Regions from separate parts of the Homo sapiens genome. Here region 2 is linked to region 1. Evidence: read pairs that join two places in POLR2A ChIA-PET (ENCODE). Cell type or tissue: Caco-2. All regions are shown on one strand. Each heading gives the region's core, and the rest is flanking DNA. Links, peaks and the distances in the headings are about the cores only.

Evidence for each region. Peaks named below come from ENCODE experiments on the same cell type or tissue, not always from the same donor. Only the 100,000 strongest peaks of a DNase experiment are listed, where the experiment ranks them.
Region 2: POLR2A ChIA-PET joins it to region 1 with 5 read pairs; 8 of 35 experiments call an interaction of 5 or more read pairs at or near these places.

The regions. Positions count from the first base shown.
Region 1 is chr3:40,456,042-40,458,952 of GRCh38, reverse strand. It overlaps RPL14 (ribosomal protein L14), which reads right to left and starts at 1,614. Exons shown (of 6, transcript NM_001034996.3): 1 at 1,479-1,614; 2 at 962-1,063; 3 at 217-311. The coding sequence starts at 1,481. RefSeq lists silencers at 1-115, 1,329-1,378 and an enhancer at 1,521-1,815. In Caco-2, for the core only: no CTCF peak of the experiment used is centred there; a DNase peak (open chromatin) is centred at 1,662; H3K4me3 peaks cover 2,200 bases.
Region 2 is chr3:40,391,477-40,394,387 of GRCh38, reverse strand. ENTPD3 (ectonucleoside triphosphate diphosphohydrolase 3) reads right to left here. Exons shown (of 11, transcript NM_001248.4): 3 at 2,238-2,365. It overlaps ENTPD3-AS1 (ENTPD3, EIF1B and MYRIP antisense RNA 1), which reads left to right. Exons shown (of 4, transcript NR_040100.1): 4 at 1,819-2,911. Among named protein-coding and RNA genes, the nearest start is that of ENTPD3, 5.7 kb to the right of the region's middle. In Caco-2, for the core only: no CTCF peak of the experiment used is centred there; no DNase peak of the experiment used is centred there.

The DNA.
Region 1 (2,911 bases), core at 231-2,730:
CCTCCCACCGTGGCCTCCCAAAGTACTGGGATTACAGGCATGAGCTATCACGCGCAGGCAAGACATTTTAAAAGTAAATAATCCCTGTCTACTTCTATGATGCAAATCCCTCTTCAGGATGGCTCTGAATCTTCCGTATTGTTTACTCCAAAACAAACTTTTACTAGCATAAACAAATCTGGGGATGGGAGGGAGGAGTGATTAGTGGACAGTTACCTGTGCGGAAACTTGAGGATGAAATCAGTGAGCTGCATGCACTTGAAAGGCATGGCCTGTCTCCTCACTTGAGTGCAAGGTCCATCGACCAAAGCCTAGAACACAAACATCAAGAACTTCAGTGCAAAATCTAACAGCAATTAAAATGGTCAGATGGTTCTGTAACATTACTTATCCGTTCAGGGCCATCAAACCCACACTACTATTTTAATAAATTGCTCAGAAAAGACAAGGATTGTCCTATCTGGGTTATATATATGTATGTCTTTTGCTCAACACAAACATTTCTCCACATCATTAAATGCTCCTTCTTAAACTATATAGTACCCCATAGAAACCAACCACATGTAATTTACAGGCAACTTTAGGACTCTGATCCCTGCTGATTTATAGTCAGTGGTCAACTCCTTAGTTTGCTTGTTTCAAATACACAGCAGTAAATACAAAAGTGCTTTCTACGTGCTGGATCTGTTCTAAACTCACTTTACGTATAGTAACTCATTTAAAACTAACCAACGTTTCAGCCTATAACTGGCTCTAGCTTAAGTGGCTAATACTGAAATTCAATACTAATAGCTAACTTCAGGCTGTGCTTAAAACCCGTACCATTACCTGTTTCCTCAATGGTAAAATAAAGCGACTACCCATAGCATCCTCATCTTACACAGCCATCGAGACAATTCATTATTGCCATCTGCAGGGCACATGTCCACTGCCATGTTTAGTAAAAAGTTGTGACACTTACCCTGTTCTGATCAATAACATCTACAATCGCGACCAATTTTCCGGCATGAGGTCCAAAGGAGACATAGGCCACCCGGCCAACCTCCACGAAGCGCCTGAACACCTAAAATTGGAGGAGAAAGGACAGTGAAACTTACTTAGAAATACTCGCTACATATGTCACCTTCTGCAGCTAAAGACAACATGGTTAAATTCAGCGAAAAAGAATGCTGCAGGGAACAAACGCCCGAGAGCCAGGCGCCAACCTGGATGGACGAAATCAGCAAACGCCTCAGTAGCTTAAGCCCGGTTCCCAACGCCCGCCAGCTCCCAGGTCCGCAAGGCCCACACGGCAGGACAAGGCTCTCGGACCACGAGCCGCATCAGCCATCCAGCTCCAGCGGCGGAGGCGCGCACGCGTGGCCCAAGGCGCGCCAGGCCTGCCGGGCCCTCCACGCGCTCGCCAGCGGCGAGTCCGGGAAGGGCGCGAGTCCGGGAAGGGCCCGATTCCGCTGCACAGCCGGCCCGGGGACCCTCACCATGCGCTTCCCGGGACCCTCTGGGAGCCGTTTGGCGCCTCAGCTTCCCAGCGGAGGTGGAGGTCGAGCGGCATGGTCGACGGCCCCGGAGCCCGCAACAGTAAGACTCACCATGTTGGCGGCGTTAGGCGAGAAGGAAGAAGACCCGCCCAACCCTGCGCATGTGTAGAAGAACGCACCGCCCCTGCGGTAACGAGTCACCGACGTGAGCACCGATTGGTTGGTGCGTGCGTGCGTGCGTGCGTACGCACGCGCTCGCAAGCTCACTGGGAAAACATGGCGGAGTCGGCTGGCGTTAAGTTGCTTTTTGGCAAAGTTGGGCGGCGAGATTGTTTTTGGTGATTTGGATTAGAAAGCTGCAGGAGGGTCATCGCTTAGTAATTTAGGGTTAAGAGTACAGAAGCTATGTCTTCCGTTGGTCGCATGCCATTTGAGTTCCTTTTTATTTCCTCGAGTTTTATTTGTTGGTTATTCATGGCTAGGTCTGTTCGCTCCTCACGTTCTCTCCTAATCTCAGTAACTTTGTTAACCTTTCATTTTCAAGTAATTCACAGTTACAGAAATATTGCTAAACTAGTACAAATAATTCCCACAAACCCTTCTAGATTCCACAAATGTTAACGTTTTGCATGTGCTATATCATTTGAAAGGAAATTGCCGACATGATGTCCTTCTATCGCTACATTTTTTTTTTTTTAAAGACGGAGTCTCGGTCTGTTGCCCAGGTTGGAGTGCAGTGGCGGGGGCTTGGCTCACCGCAACCTCCGCCTCCCGGGTTCAAGTGATTCTCCAGCCTCAGCCTCCCAAGTAGCCGGGACTACAGGCGCGCGCCACCATGGCCGGCTAATTTTTTTGCATTTTTAGTAGAGACAGGGTTTCACTATGTTGGCCAGGCTGGTCTCGAACTCCTGACCTCGTGATCTGCCTCCCTCAGCTTCCTAAAGTGCTGGGATTACAGGCGTGAGCCGCCGTGCCTGGCGTTACATTCTTTTATAGAGACAGGGTCTCCCTCAGTCGCTCAGGCTGGAGTGCAGTGGCGCGATCATGGTTCCCTGCAGCCTCTAACTTCTGAGTGAAGACGATCCTCTCGTCTCGGCCTTCCAAAGTGTTGGGATTACCGGCGTGAGCCACCATGCCCAGCCTATCTATACGTTCTTAAAATGTGTATTTCCTAACAACAGAGAGATTCTCTTATGTCATCAGTACACTTATCAAAATCAGGAAATTGATATTGCAATAGTACTATTATCTAACCTTCAGTCCTTATTCAAATTTATAAGTTGTTGCTCCTATGTTCCTTGGAGCAAATGGGAAAAAAAATTGTTTTTCCAGGCTCTTGATCTAATGGAGGATTACAAATTGCAATTATTTATCAGGTCTCTAGTCTTTAACTGATAGTTTTAGATTTAACTGTTAAATTTGTAACATGGGTT
Region 2 (2,911 bases), core at 234-2,733, 65 kb after region 1:
CACTCTGGGAGGCTGAGGTGGGTGGATCACCTGAGGTCAGGAGTTCAAGACTAGCCTGGTCAACACGGTGAAACCCTATCTGTACTAAAAATACAGCAAGAAAAAATTAGCTGGGCATGGTGGTGGGCACCTGTGATCCTAGCTACTTGGGAGGCTGAGGCAGTAGAATCACTTGAACTGTGGAGGCAGAGGTTGGGGCGAGCCAAGATCATGCCACTGCATTCCAGCCTAGGTGACGGAGCACGACTCCGTCTCACAAAATAATAACAATAAAATAAAAAATAAAAAATATATTACTCTTAGTTGCAGTTCCTTTTTTTTTTTTTTTTTTTTTTTTTTGAGACAGAGTCTCGCTCTGTTGCCCAGGCTGGAATGCAGTTGGCACTATCTCAGCTCACTGCAACCTCCACCTCCCGGGTTCACGCCATTCTCCTGCCTCAGCCTCCTGAGTAGCTAGCTGGGACTACAGGCGCCCACCACCACGCCCAGCTAATTTTTTGTATTTTTAGTAGAGATGGGGTTTCACCACGTTAGCCAGGACGGTCTCAATCTCCTGACCTCGTGATCCGCCCGCCTCGGCCTCCCAAAGTCCCAATTTTATATACAGTAGTTTGTAGAAGGCAGTGCCTGGAGCTTGGGAAAACACCTTCTTTTAGGCCTCAGCTAATATCTTTGGACAACTGGGTAATTTGCTTTCTTCTCATTATTGGGTGATTGCATAAGGTTTTTTTTTAATTTTTAATTCACATTATTCATGAGGGCTGAGATTCTTAAATAAAATATCCTATCAAGGAACCAAATGCTATTATATTATCTAATGGAGATTTTACTCTAATCTTTTAGAAAAGCTGCCTTAGAATGTTAGCTCAAACCCATCCTTAGAGTCCAAAACAATATTAGTTTCTTTTCTTTTAAAAATGTCTATGTATTTCAAATATTACCTTTGAATAGTCACTAACAGCAGGAAGATATGGAAAAGACTTGTGAGGTCAAGTGTAAATGTTAAATGAGATTCAAAGAACATGGCTGAATTACCTGGTCCCTATGGCACAGCTAAGAAGGGTTTGTACATTCTTAATGAGTCAAAAAACAAAGAAGAGTTATAAAACAGAGACTATAAATGGACCTCAAAGCCTAAAATATATACTATTTGACCCTTTATGAGAAATGTTTGCTGACCCCTACCCAAAATGATTGAAGGACTCATCAACTTGCTTCATCTTTCCCTTGTCAGCCTCTCATGGAATCACCTCCTGTCTCCAAGGGCACCCTCAGAGCCAAGCCTGGGGATATATTATGATTCTGAGCCTAAAGATCATTTGGGGATGGACTTGTTGAGAACTAAGAGGGGCCTCTGGGACTAAGCACAAGGTCCTGAGTAATTTTTTTTTTTTTTTTGCCGGGGGGGTGTTGTTGAGGGAAGTGTTGGAAGGAACACAGCACATGTTCTAGACTCAAGAGTAGCAGCACAAATAGAGCTCAAGGAGACCTTCTCAAGTTCTTGATTTTTTGTTCACTCAGCCTAGGCTAGAAGAGGTGCCTGGGTCTCCTGGTCTTGACTTCTTTTTTCCTTTTTTTGGAAAAATTTCTTTTTGGTAGAGATGGAGTCTCTCTATATTGCCCAGGTTGGTCTTGAACTCCTGGGCTCAAGCAATCCTTCTTCCTCGGCCTCTCGAAGTGCTGGAATTACAGACATGAGCCACTGTGCTCAGCCTCGGTCTTTACTCATTATCAGGGTTGTGTGGTTGGGAGAACAGATAAACTGGTCAAAATGGAAAGTGCACTAACCGGTAAATTTTTTTTTTTTTTTTTTGATAGAGATGGGTTTCACCATGTTGCCCAAGCTAGTCTCGAACTCGTGGACTCAAGCAATCCACCTGCCTCAGCCTCCCAAAGTGCCTTACAGGCGTGAGCCACCGCACCTGGCTGAACTGGTAAATCTTTGATAGCTATCTGCAACTCTTGGTTACAAATTTTAGCTTTGAAGTCAGAAGTCAAAGCAAGACTACACAGTCCTTGGAGAAGGTGTCAGTCACTACCCTCAATTTGTAGCCTCAAATATCACAAACCCAGCATGTCCAGACCTTCTCCCTTGCGTCTTACACTAACTTCTCCTGGCTTCAGCCAGAGATGGGGGGAAAGGATTTTCTGCTCTTCTAACTCATGGTTTTGGAATAATTGATTTCTTCCCCTTTATGCTCATTTCTTCCCTTTGTTGCCAGTCCCTTCACACTTACCTTCAGTCCTGGAGGGAGGACCTCTTGCTTGTGGATCTGGATGACAGTGATACTCACAAGTACCACAATACTCACAAGCAAGACCACCAAGGCAATGATGGTTGGAGTTCGGTAGAGGGCCTTGAGGCCTAAAATGAGAAGACCCAGAAGACACTTGAGGGGGAGGTAAAAACCAGGCACTGGTATTCTTTGTAGAATTGATGGACTGGCCCCATAATCAGGTGCATAAACCACCTTCTCTGGTGTTAGCGAGACCCACACTTCTAAGATGGAGTAGCAAATAAGCTCCCCTTCTCCCCAGTTTTGGGGAAGCACAAACAATACCTATTTGCCCTTCCTCACAAATTGTGTACTAAAACAGTGTTGCAGGGAGGGTATGCATGGTCTAGTTTTCTGATATTTTGGTTATCCCTGAGATGAATTACAATAACATTTGTTTTACTTTTTTCTTTTTCTTTTCTTTTTTTTTTTTTTTGAGATGGAGTCTCACTCTATCGCCCAGGTTAGAGTGCTGTGCCGTGATCTTGGCTCACTGCAGCTTCCAACTCCCAGGTTCAAGCGATTCTTCTGCCTCTGCCTCCTGAATAGCTGAGATTACAGGTGCCTGCTACCACGGCAGCCAATTTTTGTATTTTTAATAGAGACAGGGTTTCACCATGTTGGCCAGGCTGGTC